Linked DNA regions of Mus musculus: region 2 is linked to region 1. The links are chromatin loops, found by intact Hi-C in ENCODE. Cell type or tissue: left cerebral cortex. All regions are shown on one strand. Region 1 has its middle 20 kb from the start of 1500026H17Rik. Region 2 overlaps Scyl2 (SCY1-like 2 (S. cerevisiae)).

Region 1 (8,000 bases):
ACACTAAATACTTATGGAGGGTATAGTACATTTCCTTAAGTCCTTTTTCCCATTTCTTGCCTGAGCTCTCTGGACAAAATGGAAATTTCCCTTAGGGTAATATTATTTCAAGCTATTCTCTTGAGATAGGACTTAATGGCTGTGAATCACTGATGTAAACATGGAGGATCAGAGGGCTGGAGAGATGGCTCGACAGTTTGGAGCTCAACAGTTGCTCTTTCTGAGGACCTAGGTTCAGTTCCCAGCACCCACATGACAGTTTACAGCCATCTGTAACTCCATCTGTAACACCAGTTGCAGGGGATCTGATCCACTCTTGTGGACTCTTCGGATGACACCAGACACATATTCATGCACGTATATGGTACACATGCATACATGTAAGCATCACACACGTGCATGTAAAATAAATAAGACTTTTAAAAATTATTTCAGTAGATTTTTTTTTTAAAAAAGAAATAAATATTTTAAGATCATAAGTATCTAAAAATCACGATTTTGCTTACGCCCTCTTCTGGCGCTGGGAGTGGAGATTTTTGTGGTTTTCCTTCTTTCCTTCCCATTGTCTCAGCCCCTCCCCCACCCCTTTGCTCTTGTTTACTCTTGCTGTTTCCTGTCACACTGGTTGGTTCACCCTCTGGCCCCATTCTCTTAAAGTGGCATAGGTTACAGATTCAATTTCCCCTGAAAGTTACACAGAAAAAGAAAGCATTTTTGTCATCGCATTTTTTTGGTCCCTAGTCAAGAGGAAAATGGAGTTTAAAATGTAAGTGCTTAAAAAACTCACTGAATTGGTATCAGTTTCAATTTTTTATATGAAAGCTGTTTCATTTGTCTTGGGTTTGAGTGCTTAGATTCAAGCTCCTAATTAAAAGTATACAGACATGTATGAAAATTCCACAATGAAATCCATTACTTTGTATGCTAACTTTAAGGTCAACAAGGGAATGAGAGGCAGGTAAGGGTGCTTGCTGCACAGATGTGAATCCTCAGCTTCTACTTAAAAAGCCAAGTATGGGCCTAGAGAGTTGGCTCAGTGGTTTAGTGCACTAGCAGTTCTTCCAGAGGTTCTGAGTTCAATTCCCAGCACCCACAGGTTGGCTCATAACTGTGTTTAACTCTAGCTGCAGGGGATCCAATGCTCTCTTCTGGCCTCTAAAGGCACTGGGTGCACATATGCTACACAGAGATATATACATACACATAAAATACATTAAAAAATATTTTGGGCTGGAGAGATGGCTCAGTGGTTAAGAGCACTGACTGCTCTTCCAGAGGTTCTGAGTTCCATTCCCAGCAACCACATGGTGGCTCACAACCATCTGTAATGGGATCTGATGCCCTCTTTTGGTGTGTCTGAAGACAGCTACAGTGTACTCACACAAATAAAATAAATATATATATATATTTTTTAAAAAGCCGACTATGGCTGCACATAACTGAAATCCCAAGACTATTGCATATTGAGGTCTGGTCTTTTCTGTGTATTGCAATGCTAAATGCAGGCCCCCAAGACCTGGTTGCCCCAGAGACAAGAGAGTCCTCACGTAGACCCATGTGAAGCTATGTGACCTTGCCCCCACCCCCAAGTTATTTGGTGAATAAAGATGCTGACAGCTAATAGCTGGGCAGAAGAGACATAGATGGTGTACTGGCTAGTTTTGTGTCAACTCGACACAGCTGGAGTTACCACAGAGAAAGGAGCTTCAGTTGAGGAAATGCCTCCATGAGATCCAGCTGTAAGGCATTTTCTCAATTAGTGATCAAGGGGGAAAGGCCCCTTGTTGGTGGGACCATCTCTGGGCTGGTTAGTCTTGGTTCGATAAGAGAACAGGCTGAGCAAGCGAGGAGAGGCAAGCCAGTAAGTAACATCCCTCCATGGCCTCTGCATCAGCTCCTGCTTCCTGACCTGCTTGAGTTCCAGTCCTGACTTCCTTTGGTGATGAACAGCAGTATGGAAGTGTAAGCCAAATAAATCCTTTCCTCCCCAACTTGCTTCTTGGTCATGATGTTTGTGCAGGAATACAAACCCTGACTAAGACAGATGGGTCTTAGGGTTCCTGGGCCTGGGGGAGGTCAGAGGAGAAGCACAAGTGAGAGAAGAAAGTAAGGAGGAAGAGAAAGTTGCCATGGGTTAGGAGTCAAGAGAACACATTCCCAAGGGCTGGCCAGTTGGAGTTAAGAGCAGCCCAGATGAACCATTGTAAGTAATAGCTCAGGGTTATCAATAGGAAATAGATTTTAATAGCATAGAGGGTAGATATCTGCCTAGCTATTGTGCCAAATGGGGCTTATTGTAAGACCGGAATGATCAAGGCAGAGTAGAAACCCAGGATTGGGATTTAAAATTTCTTTAACAATTAGGGGCAGAGACAGGAGGATCATTGGAGCTTGCTAGCTGGCAGCCTAGCTCCAGGTTCAGTGAGAGACCCCACCTCAAAGGAATGCACATGAAAAGATTTCAAATATCCAAAGTCTGCTGTACCATACTGATGTCATATCCAAGGCCTCTTTTGACCTGGAATAGTTTAGACCAACAATGGACACAGATTTGAACTCTCTATTTCCCTGCATCATCCACCTCTCTCTGGTGCCTGTGATCTGTGTTTATCCCATCTGTGTGCTGTATATGCCTGGTGTCTATCTGTGGTGTGTGTGTGTGTGTGTGTGTGTGTGTGTGTGTGTGTGTGTATGTGTGTGTGCATGTGTGTATGTGTGTGTGTGTGTGTGTGTGTGTAGTTGTTTGGGAGGGTATGGGTGTGGGTAATGTCTGCCTGCCTTGCTGTCTGTCCCTAACAAAGAATTTTGCTTTATATTTATTGAACAGTATAGAACACACATTATGAAAAAAAGAAAAGAATGGGGCATTTTTTGCAGAAAAATTTTAACAGAAATTTTACAAGGAATTGACTCCTACTGACCCAGAAAAAAGCACTCAAAACTGCAAACAAATGTTATCAAATATTCAGATGTTCTGTTACAGTAAGAACACTGAGCTATAGAATTTCTTTTCTTCCAAGTTGAAAAAAAGAAGCAGAAAACAAAGTATAGTGAAAAGTATAGATACTTTGCTATTAAAAGATTAACTTTCTCTGGGAGAGCTGCCCACCCCCAAGCCTGGTCAACATGGGAGAGCTAGCCCTGCCCCTCACCGGCTCAGCAATCAAGCAGACAGTGCAAGAGAGCTTGCCCCAAAGGCATGAGTGCTGGAGAGCTGGTAGGCTGCCCAACTTGTGTATTTTCAATTTCTAAAATAAAACTATCCCCAATTCGGCCTATTGTCCCTGAAAATAATCTGTAAAGAATAAATGTAACAAAGGATAAAAATAGGCCCGACATGGTGGTGTATGCTTTTAATCCCAGCACTCAAGAGTCAGAGGTAGGTGAATCTCTGAGTTCAAGGACAGCTTGATCTACATAATGAGTTCCAGGATGGCCAGGGCTACAGAGAAACCTTATCGCAAAAGTTGATTAATTAAGTAATTAACTAATGAATTAAAAATAGGCATAATGGGACTGGAGAGGTGGTTGGAAGTGTTTGCTGCACATAAATCAAGAGGAGAAGACTAGAGTTTGAATCCCAGCACTCACATAAAGAGCCAAGTGTCCTTCACACACCATCACCCCAGGTTCAAAGGCAATGGAGTTAAATGAGTCACTGGGACTTTCAGACCAGCTGAGAAAGCACGGGTTCCCAACTCAAGGAGAGATGCTGCTTCAAAGGAGAAGTAAAGAGAGAGAAAATACTCCCAACAGCATCTTCTGGCATCTCCATGGATACAGGTACATGCACCCACATACACACAGACACGAGTTTATCAGGCCTAGTGACTAACGTGTAGTGAGGATTTTGGTTTCTTTAAACACCCAGTTATGTTATACGGATATGTTTGTGTTTTAATCTCAGGTGTGGGATACGGGGCTGCTTCAGTTTGTCCACAGCCTTTATCTGTGATTTTCTCATGTTGGGTGGGGGTGGCGGTGATTTTTGACAGCTGCAAATAGTTTAATTCTGGGGACCCGGACAATGAAATTAGACGTGCCCTGAGAAACCCAAGGACCCTAATTAACAAGAAGGAGCCTAAAGAGGTCTATAACCCCTTCCTAACCTTTCTCTCCTGCCTAGTGTTGGCGGTTGGAAGGTATCAGGGTGGAATATGGGTTGGAAGGGAGGTAGAACCCAATAAAATAATAAAGCCATATGCCAGCACTGATGCCTGTAAATCCAGTACTCAGGAGACTAAGGTAGGAGGAGTGCCATGAGTCTGAGGCCAGCCTGCACCACAGGGCTAGTTCCTTGTCATTTAAGGTTGCAGAGTGAGACCTATCTCAATAAAAGAAAGAAGAAAAAAAAATTGTGTGTGCACATAGATTTGTATTTACATTTAAGATTGGACCAGATGATAGCAAAGGTACAAGCTTGGGTTGGTGATGAGCTCTTATGCTCCGAACATGGTTTTCCTGATAGTGTAGTAGCTTTAGAAGCCGTGGAACCTGAAGAAGTAGAGCCTTGTGGGGGGTGGGGTGGGGGAGTAGGTAGTGTTTTATATAAATGCAATATTATTTAAACTGAATGGTGTTCTGTGAATATTCAGTATACACACACACACACACACACACACACACACACACACATACACACAACACATACACATATATTTTTTTTTTTTTTTCCATTTTTTATTAGGTATTTTGCTCATTTACATTTGCAATGCTATACCAAAAGTCCCCCATAGCCACCCACCCCCTCTCCCCTACCCACCCACTCCCCTTTTATGGCCCTGGCGTTCCCCTGTACTGGGGCATATAAAGTTTGCGTGTCCAACATACACATATATTAATTCAAACTTTTTTATAGAGAAAATTTTACTTCTCCTAGGTGGTTCTTTTGCGTCTTGGGCCTGACTTCTCAGCAAAAATTCCTGTACTAGCAACTCCCTGCCACCTAGTGACAGCTGTATATATTACTGTTATTAGGCTTAAAGAGAATTTAAATCCTAAGGATAATGCCATTCAATTTTAGACTAAAACCTTTGGAGCAGGATGCTTATATGTAAACCTTTTTTTTTTTTGGGGGGGGGTAAATAAATAAATAAATAAATAAACATATTTATCTTCTAGTAAAAATACTCAGTAAATTTCCACAAGAATTTATTCTGAATTGTAATGTTTGAGCAATATTTAACCTATGATTCACAGATTGAGGTATGACAAAGATTCTTTGCTTGATCAGATATTAAGACTTCCAGACTCTCCCAGGCCATCTGTCTCCTTCCATACCAAATCCCATTTTAGCAGATAATTCTGCTAAATAGGTTTAGCAACAAGCTCCTCACTCTACGATTTGGTCAGGATTCTCATCTCCCATCACACCTCGGGTGTTATCGGATCACCCTGGTCTGTCCTCTACAATTTAAAGAATTTAGAGTCCTCTTTACTCCTGAGCAAGTCTATCTACCCACCCAGACTTACTGTCTTATGCTGCAGCCACAGAATGCCTGAATAACTGTAAAGATCAGAAGTGCATTACACAGCGTTCTGAAGGCTGTGGGATTCAAGGTTCAAGGACCCGTATCTAGCGAGGGTCTCCTTGATGAATCATCTGTGGTACACAAGAGAGGGGGTCCATATTCTCTTATCAGAGGCACACTCAGCCTCCTCAGCAAAGACAGCACTAATATCATGAGGGCAGAGCCCACCCCAGCCCCGCCCCATGACCTAAAGATCTGTTGAAGATCCCACCTCTCCGAAGCACTTTCACTTGGATTCCATTCCAACACATATGCTTCAAGAACACACTCAACGCCCACCTTTCTTCTCTGCAGTAAACTCTGTTTTGCCTGTACATATTCATGATTAAACCCAACACCTTTCTCCCATTGCAAACTTCCATAGCGGTAGTGCCTACAGCTACTATGATGGTTCTGGCCAAAAATAAAAAAATAAAAAAAATTAAAAATCCTTTAACGAGTACCACTGAATAGTTTTCTCTTTGCCAGGTAAAACCGAATAAATAAATGATTTTCTAATTCAAAGACATTAATACAGAGGTGAAGCTTTTATCCTTTCATACACTTTAAAATCACACCAAAAACCACCACCATTCTCCGACTTTTTTCTTCTGGACACTTCCCGTTTCTAAGTGGACTGGAAGAGTTTTGATTCTGCTTGTCATGTGCCGGAAAGAGTTTTGAGCATTAAAAACCAAGACGTTGGGCGTGCAAACCCAGCTTTGTCAACTTAACCTTGATTGGTTTCAGACCCCAGGACTGTCCGCATTCCGTCTAGGCTCCGCCTCACAGTTACCTGGCAACAGCCAGTTATGACTGACTCACTATAAAAGGGGCTGTCTGCTCCCTCCTCACTCTCTTGCTCTTGCTCCCTTCTCTTCTCCACTTGCTCCTGCCCCATTCCCCTCCCCGCTCTCTCTCCACCGCTCTTGGCTGGCCTCTGCCTTTCTCTCTACTACCCCCTCAACTCCCCTCCGCATACCCTCAATAAACTCTATTCTATACTATACCTTCGTGTGGCTGGGTACCTCAGGGGGAAGGGAGGGCCTGCAGAGGCACCCTTTTACCCCACACCATACGTGCCTCCACCAAAAATATCACTAGTTTCTTTCTTTTTATAAAACACACCATGAGGTGCATATTTTACATATCAAAGTAGACCTGACTCCCAGGTTCTCCCAGCATCCCTCAGTCCCTGCCTGGCATACCCTGACCCCAACCCTGAACTTTCCAGCCCAGGGCAGAGATGTCCTTTCCCAGAAAGCCTCTTGCCTATACAATCCAGATATTTTGATTCTTCTTTCTCTCTCCATGTGTCCCCACTCCCGTCTCTCCCTTCCCATGGCAACTTCCCTTACCTCCTTCCTTGGGACCAGTGGACATGTCCACCCGAGAGCAGCTTCCTAATGAACCCGCATTTAATGTAATCGAATCTAGCTTGAATCTGCTCATTCCACGGGCAGAGAAATAACTTATCAAACCTGATGACTGATAATGCTACCAAATTAATCGATCATGGGTGTAATAAGCATTTCTCTACACCAGGAATGACACTGAAGATATAAAATGGATGAGTCATGGTCCTATTCTTTTAAAAGTAAATCCAGCAGAACTGTGAACATGAAGCTGTGGTTGCAATTCTGGAAACAACTGATTTATTTCTTAAAATATGTGAAAGGTCTCAGAGGGGTAACAATATTTAACCCTGGGCTTAATTAAGGTCTGAACTGGAAATTGAAAAGCATTTATGAGAGCTCCTCGAGAAGAAACAGAACTTTTTTTAGAAGTAGTTACATCAGTGAGAGACATTTTTTGAAACGAGGAAGGATTTATGCTGGCTCATGGTTTTAAAGTATACAGTCCACTGTGATGGTTTATACTGGCATGGTAGGGTTCAAGGCAGCAGCAAGATACAACTAGGACTCTTCCCATCTGGGCAGGTCCGAAGTGGAAAGAGCCTGTAACTTTCAGACTCTCTCCCTAGACAGTATGCCAAGTACCTGTCTCAAAAAACTAAGCACAGGCGCACACTGTCTTCCATGAGGTAGGCTATTTTCATAAGTGCCTCTTTGTAGGCAAGTGTTGCTGACAGTATGGCAAGAGTCTATCTGTACCAGAATTATCTAGAATGCTACTTAGCCAGTGAAGCTCTTCTAGACATAAGGGATCTATTTACTGGGATAAAGCTGGAAAATCTGAACCCAAACATTGTCTCTCAAGTTGTAAAGCACATAGACTAGGTTACAAAACCGCACACAAGACTTCTTTTAATTACATCGGCATGCACTGACTCGAGTCTCTGCATTTTCTCTTGCATTGATTTGAAACAATAGGGTTTTGTTTTGTTTTCAGAAAAACAGCACTTCCAAAGTAGTAATAGACATATAAGACATTTTTCTAATTCTTTTTGTTTTGTTTTGTTTTGTTTTTTTGAGACTGGGTTTCTTTGTGTAGCCTTGGTTATCCTGTAACTAGCTCTGTAGACTGGGC
Region 2 (8,000 bases), 53 kb before region 1:
CAGCCCAACAGCCCAAAGGGAGCCAAATCCTGCCAACAACCATTTACGCAAACTAAGAACCCTACGAGTCCTCATGTGGACCTTCAAATGAGATCCAAGTTCTTGATTATAGTAACAAGTTCAACTAAGCTAAGCCCTGTATGGCTGACTCATAGAAAATGTATGATTAGTTAAGTATGCATTTCTTAAAAATACGAAAACACTCAACTTATGGTCATTTATTATGTAACAACAATATCCAAATACAGTCTGTGACCATTCATATCAACAGACAGACCCAAATGTAAAGTGGTCCGTAACTTGAGTTAACTTCATGGCATGCCACCAGCCTGTGCTGGCCACCTCCATGTGTAAATAATAAAGCAGAGAAGGCAAGCAGCAAACAGGGAGAGAACGTGAGCGCACATCAAATGTCCCACCTGATTGAGGTTGAGGTTGTTTTCAATGCTCAGGGGGATGAGATGAGGCAGGACTTTCCCAGCCAGCTGCTCTTTGGTGATTCCCAATTTTTTATGAGTAAAAGTACATTTATAAATACCTGAGAGAAAACAGTGTAATAAGTTTTAGAAATTAGCACACCAAGCACAGAAACCATGGAAATACTCTATCTCTAACAAGTCTTTTGGAAACTGGTGCGGTGCAGCTTTCCTCTTCTTAGAATGGGGACAGCTCTTTCATGTAGACCACAGTGACTTCAGTTGTACTATCAGTCCAGGCTTATAACACCACGGGCTATTCATCCTGTGCTCTTTTGGTTTAATGACAACCCCTAACTAAAGACATGGTTACTATAATCCCGAAATGAGGTTATAGAGTGACCCCCTCATCCTTACATTTGGAGCATCTATTCACAGTGTTTAAATACAGGTGCTGAGAGGACTACAGTCTACTCTTCAACTTGTTTCTTCTGCAAGTAACACTCATTGCAGTAGCTTTGCCTCTTGCACTTTAGACTTCTTTATAGAAGAAAATTATACACTATCATATCAACCAACCAAGATTATATTACTTCTCCTGACTCCCCCAATCCTGGAAATCAAATCCAGAACCCACCCATACTAGTCAAGTGTCCCCCTATAGCCCAGGCCTTCTATAAATGACAAGAGTCTACTTCCTTTGCTGTGAAAATAGAGAAAAGTTATATTGTAGCATTTATCTAATCATTCTGCAACTGATTAATATCATATATATCGAGTACAATGGCTTTATAGATTGAACATTTTATTATACAACTATTATATAAAATGAAGATGACAGCAAATGACATTAAGTTTTCAGCTACCTAAAATCCCCATGAGGACTGCAGGCTCCTTGGAGGGAATCTGCTGTAAGAAGGGTAGGATATCATCAAGCACAAACCACTTATCCAGGTACTCCAGGATCTTCCCTAAGCACACTAATGAATTCACACGGACCTAGTGAAACAAAGAAACCGCATGTAAACGTGTATGTACCATTTTGTTCATGTAAAATGAAATACTTAGTGTAAATTTAGTCATCAAATAGATATATGCTAAAATCTTAATAAAAACTGGTTCACTGAAGTAGATTTTATAAAGCATGCCTTTATTAACATAAACATTCATTCATTTACTGATTTATCTGACATGTTACAGAAAGAACTACAGACTGGTCCACTGAGATACTAGTAGATAAAAATAAGGAACAGGTTCACCCTTGTAACACTCATTCATTCATTCATTCATTCACTCATTCATCTCTATGATGCTAGGAAATAAAGCCAGGGCCTATTAACCAAGCTTTCAGTGAGCAACAATCCCAGCCCTACAGTTTCTATCAGGTCTTTGAAGGCTCTTATATGTGTTTACTAGTAAGATTTAACAATAAAAAGAAATACATTCCACCAAGCAGCCAATTACACAGTGACTCAGATACTTTACATGAGGTTCAAGTCATTCTTAAAACTGAATATTTTAACTGAAGTTATCCATATTTATCTATGGCCATAACACCCTGGATGCTCCCAATCTCATATAAAATTATCCCCACCCATATAAAATTGTTCCTAAATATACTTACTCACACCCACCATTTCTAAGCTTCAACTTTTGATACACATCCTACCCTAGGTTTGGCATTGACTGACTGACTAAATGTGAGTGGCTGTGTTCCACATGGCATTCCACAGCATGCATGTGGAAGTCAGAAGATAACTTGCCACAGTTGGTTCTTTTCTTCCAACAAGTAGATTGTAGGGATCAAAACAGGTTGGCAACATGTACTGCTACTAGTGAGCCATCTCACCAGCCCTTTAACTGGGATTTATTAGGACAGAGTCCATCAGGCCGGGTATGTTGGCACAGGACTGTAATTCAGTTACTGAAGAGATGCAAATAGGAAGAGCTCAAGTTCAAGGCTACCTGTGCTACAGAGCAAGCTCAAGGCCAGCCTTGGGCAATTCAGTAAGACCATGTCCTAAGAGGTGGGCTGGGCATCAGTACAGTGATACACATAGAACCCAGCATTTGGGAGGAGGAGGAGGAGAAGGAGGTCAGGTGTGTAAAGGTCAGCTGATAGAGCAAGTTCAAGGTTAGCGTCAGCCTGGGCTACTTTAAAAAACAGAAACCCCTACATAAAAAAAGGAGAGGCCAGGAATATAGTTCAGTAGGAGTACTCTCTGCATGTTTAAGATTCAATTTTGAGTACCAAGTCCTCCTCCAAACCCCAAAAATCAGAGTACCATAAAGTTGTGTCCATAGTATTAATTAAACCATATCAATGAAACTCAAGCCTAAGAAACTAAGCAAAAAGTTCATTAATATTTGTACAGAAAAATGGAAATTTTCCATTTCTGAAAAATATGAACAACTATTTTCTGAAATTTAAGCCCAAAATACTATAAACCTAAGCCACTATCTGCAGGTTTAGCCTGTCCCCAGAATCAGTTTGCTATAATGCAGGGCTAATGCAGCTGCCGCCTGCTGGGGATATAAACTACAATGCTGGTGTCATTTTCTCTCCTTTCATGATGTATATAATATTAGACATGTCACGGATACACCTCTTGAAACATCTTACCTAGCTATGCACTAGTTTTCTTCATTTTTGGACAATTTTAATCAATGATTTATATTTTAGGCATTTCCCAAGGTAAGACGCCAGACCCTAGAGAATACAGCTATGAATACAATACAAAAATACCTATGTGCCACTCGAAGGTGATCCCACAACCCACACACACACACACACACGCACACGCACACGCACACACCGACCTACATATAAAGTAAGTGACATGCAAGCATTTATAATGGTGTATATAAGCTACCTCCAACTAAAACCAATTCTCTAGGTGCAGTGTGAGCGAGTTACTGCTCACTGTGAAATGGTGTCAGGTGCTGAGCAGTCAAAGACAAACACACGTGTAAGCACTTACAGCAAGGGAAGACGTTTGTAAACAGGCATTTTTAATTCTTGGAATCAAAGCGTTTTTCATGGACGGGTAGTCTATAAGATTTGCAAATGTTGGAATGATGTTTAGACAGAGCTCCTATTGAAAAGACAAATCTGATCAGTCTTAAGGAAAGGCGCCAGACCTCCCTCTCCCACTCAGCTCATCTGTCACAGCACGAAAGAAGCTTCCGTATGCTTCACATTATTTGGTCCTTACACCAATTTGGGGGGATAAAAAAAGAATAGTTATAATCAGTTGAAAAATGTCATGGCTACACAGGGCCTGCAGTAGTGTTTCAAAGGGTTGTAATTACAACTAGTTCTGTTTTCCCTTGAGACACGATCTTTATGTAGCCCAGGCTGGCCTCAAATTTACAAGCCCTCTGCTTTAGCCTAAGTACCCCTAATTATACAGGGCTATAACTGTAGAGAGCTGAAAAGCAGAGGTTGAGTACGGCTTCCGACACTTATGGAATGATTTAACTACAAGGAAAAACTCAACTTCACACTTTAATAAACTTAAAGACAGAAATGCATCAAAAAATGTGACTTGAAATATATGGCAGAAGCAGATATATACAAAGCAGTACAAACCTATAGTCCCAGTCACAGTGTTTTTGAGACAGGATATCATGTAGCCCAAGCTAGCCAACAATTCCTGGTCTCCCTGCCTCTATCCCTCAAGTGCCAGGATTATAAGTGTGTACTACCACAATAGACTCCAACATCTTCTTTTTTTCCCCTGAAACTGAAGTTTCAGGCAGCCATGAGCAGCCTGACATGGGTGCTGGAAACCTAACGAGTGTTCTTTGTAAGAGCAGTGACACATATCTTTAATCCTAGCACTTAGGAGGCAGAAGCAGATGGGGCTCTGTGAACTCAAGGCCAGCCTGGGCTACCAGTAAGACTATCTCCATACAAACAGCACCTGCTCTTAACCTCTGAGCAATCTCTCCAGCCCTTTCCAATTTACTCTTTAGTTAGAAGTCAATATGCAGTAATAACAGTGGGTCAGCAGTATAATTCAATAACTACTAACTATTGAGTTGTATATAAAAGGTTAAGATTTAATCCTAAAATATGCCTTGCTGTTTCTTTCTCCCGCCTTTCAACTTCATGAGGGCAACGGAAGCAGATACTGTGCCTGGATCTGAATGGAAGGAGCCTCCAGAGCTCTGTAGACCATGGGCAGGACACTGTTCTTTATCTCATCAGGAGGGGTTTTGGTTAGCAGCAAATCCATTTTTTGTAGAAAAATTAGCAAAATCTGTGTGAGAAAAGGGAAGATTATGAAAATCTGCAATCTTTAAGAAATTCTGTATCCTCCCAATTTAAAGTGTTTTCAGAAGATTAAGTTCTGTTTGTGGACACTCACCATGTTGCTAGCCTGAAGGCATGGAAGACAAAAACACACAGATCAAGTCTCTTACATGTCTACAGCAATGCTTAATTATCCAAACAAAGACTAACCTCCAAAGAGCTACAGGAACACATGGCTCCCCTACATGTTTCAATTATCCAAAAGAGTGCTGCATTTAAAAAGGAAATAAAAGCCAACAGAAATGAAAACATCTGTGAGGAATTTTTAATTGTTTCTAACATCATTTTGCTAGCTGCCTCTACATACCTAAATTGTAAGAAACAAACCAAAATACTTAAGTGAGATCTTTATTTATTTTATATGTATGAGTGCTTTGCCTGCCAATCTGTCTATTCACTAACATGGAAGCCAGAAGGCAGCACTCGAGTTCCTGACACTGGAGCTACAAATGGTTTTGAGCTGCCGTGTGGGTGATGGGAATCAAACCCAGGTCGGCAGTGCTCTGAACTCTCCAAGTCCCAGAATACTTAGTTTTTCCAATGCTCAATTAAAATTTTTCAGGAGGGCTTATTAATGGAAAAACTAAGAGGAGAAGGAAGACAAAGGTACCTTAGTTTCATTTCCTAATGCTGTGGTAAAAGCAAGTGAAAAATAAAAGAGTTTGTTTGCATCACAGTTCCGGGTGGTGCACTGTGGTGGAGAAGGCAGGCAGCAGGAACCTGGAGCAGCTAGTTACAGCCACACAGACAGAATGCTCACTAGAGCTCTGCTCTCTCTCCTTTGCTTCAGGACAGGACAGTTTGTAAAGTGTTACTGTTGCCCATACCGCAGGGTACAGCTTCCCACCTCAGCTAATTTACTTAAGAAAAGCCCTCCCAAGCATAGTCACAAAATAGCCTAATCCAGACTCTCTCATACTGAGGTTCTTCTCAGGTGCTTCTACAGAGCCAATAATCAAAAGTTACCAAACTAAAAAGAACAGGGTCAATCATGTGTCTTAGGATTTTCATCGTGACTGATGAACAATTTGGGTGACATGCCAACCTGACACTGTGACAACCGTCAGGGAGCCCAGGTTTAAAGCTCAGAGCTCTATCCTGTGACCTGTGCCTGGTTAGTAGGAGCACCGCACAGACTGTCTTCTACATTCTTAAGGAAAGGGAACTGGAGAAGAAGCCACAAGAACTGGCAGCAGGCCTTTAATCCCAGCACTCAGGAGGCAGAGGCAGGCAGATCCATCTTTGTGAGTTTGAGGTTAGCCTGGTCAACAAAGCGAGAGCCAAGTGAGCCAGGGCTACATGGTGAGACCCTGCTGCAGCAGGTTAGGGGTTAGGGACACCAGAAGGCTGAAAGAGAGGGGAGACAACCGCTCACAAGCACACTGTTCAAAATCTCAGAAGGATAGTTAATATGCTAGTTTCTAAAAAGTAAAAAATAAATTCTCCACTTTCACGGGGACAACTGCAACCAATCACAGAGCCGGCCCATCAGACAGTTCATGCTGACTAGTAAGCTACTGCCACCCGGTAGCAGAAACACCTAATGGTGTCTCAGCCAACAACTCTACATGTTAAAATGAGGATAAAAGCTTTCAGATGATGATGACTGCTACATGGTTCTAAAACAGAGATGAACCCAGACTCTAATCCAGGTATGTAAGCCCACACTTCTTAAACTCAAGATAAATATCTACTGTAACAAAATCTATATAATTTATTTCACTTACACATTCACATTATATACATATGCATTGTGTGTGTATGTATATATATATATATATATATATATATATATATATAATTTGCATTTTTCTCATACATACACAGATCACATACTAGTTCTATGATGCTTTACACATTTTCCTCTTTTAATAAAATTATTTATTAGAAAAAAATAGAGACAACTGACATACATCATCTAAAAATTAACTAATGGAGTATCAAGCCAAATAAAAGTATCAAAAACTTGATTTTTCCAAACTGCCAGCTTTTAATTAGGGACAATGTAACACATGCAAAGTCTGATTACAACTTATTTTCTAAGACAATGACTTATAAAAAGCCACAAACATTCATTTGCTAAGTTTAATTATAATATTAGCTTTCTGACTAGTGAAAAAATCTAATATACGTACCTCAAGTATTTAAACACTTAACATTTTTTATTTATTTTTATTTGACATGTATGGGTGTTTTGCCTGAATGTGTATGTCTGTGCCTGGTTCCTGGAGTCGAGTTGGGTCCCGAGGATAGGAGTTACAGATGGCTGTGAGCCACCATGTGGGTGCTGGGAATTGAGCCAGGTCCTCTGCAAGAGCAGCCAGCACTAAGCCATTTCTTTTAAAAGCTCAAAATAGTCACTGTTTTGTTCTTAGGGATAGTAGCTATTACAATAACGCATAAACATTTGGAAGTCCTCACAACATACCTGGATTGGCTCCTGCTGTTTGAATACAGGACCGAGTTCAGGCAGAATTAATTTGATATATTCTTCTTTGGTGCATTCCTCAGCAATGAGCAGAACATTAGGTAAAACGAAAGGTACCATATCAGGGTTGACAAATTCTGAGGTCAGACAGGGTAAAATCCTCTGCACAATGACACGCTGAGAGGAAAAAAATGAAAAATTTGTAAAAACAAAATGTATTCCAGAACTTCCGTATTTACAATTGAAGTGTAAAGTGACCATAAAGCTGATGGCTGAAACTGAAATATTTTCTAGACTCTGTCCGTAAACCAGGCTACATGCTCGCTCCAGCGTTTGCAAGCTCATCTTGTGTTCACTGACAGTGATTCTTCTCTTTTTCCTATCACTCATGACTCTGATCATCTACCTGAAGCAGCACCTCACTCTAACTGATAACGCAGACGGCACCCATGCCTGTGTGAGAGGAACGGCAGTGCTCTGCTTTCCAGCCATGACAGTAAAGGGTAGCAGACAAGGGCTGTGACTGCTGAAGCTTTACAATTTTAGAGTCACAAAATAACAGTCTTACAACTAGTACCTTCTCTAGCATTCATTATTTTCGTTTTTAAGACTGTCTCACTGTGTAGTCTGGCTAGCCTAGAACTCAGATGTCCACCTGCCCTACCCTACCAAGTGCTGGGACTAAAGATAAAGGCATATGCCACCAGACCCAGCCTCACCAGCATTTTGAATATTATTTGACATTCATTGTCTAGTAAGTTAAGAGAAAGAGAATAGGAATACAGTAGGATCGCATCAGTATTGATGCATCCTTTAACTGCTAGTGAGCAGTGAGCTC

Evidence for each region. A loop is a pair of places that touch in the nucleus more often than their neighbours do. Peaks named below come from ENCODE experiments on the same cell type or tissue, not always from the same donor. Only the 100,000 strongest peaks of a DNase experiment are listed, where the experiment ranks them.
Region 2: a loop joins it to region 1, with 2.1 times the contacts of the local background. A loop is called at or near these places in 2 of 42 quality-filtered maps.

What each region holds. Positions count from the first base shown.
Region 1 is chr10:89,702,660-89,710,659 of GRCm38, forward strand. No RefSeq gene overlaps it. Among named protein-coding and RNA genes, the nearest start is that of 1500026H17Rik, 20 kb to the left of the region's middle. In left cerebral cortex, a CTCF peak has its summit at 4,944 (motif pointing left); no DNase peak of the experiment used is centred here.
Region 2 is chr10:89,649,546-89,657,545 of GRCm38, forward strand. Scyl2 (SCY1-like 2 (S. cerevisiae)) reads right to left here. Exons shown (of 18, transcript NM_198021.3): 9 at 7,163-7,339; 10 at 4,559-4,681; 11 at 3,398-3,511; 12 at 1,283-1,415; 13 at 420-538. Among named protein-coding and RNA genes, the nearest start is that of Slc17a8, 32 kb to the left of the region's middle. In left cerebral cortex, no CTCF peak of the experiment used is centred here; DNase peaks (open chromatin) are centred at 3,553 and 7,020.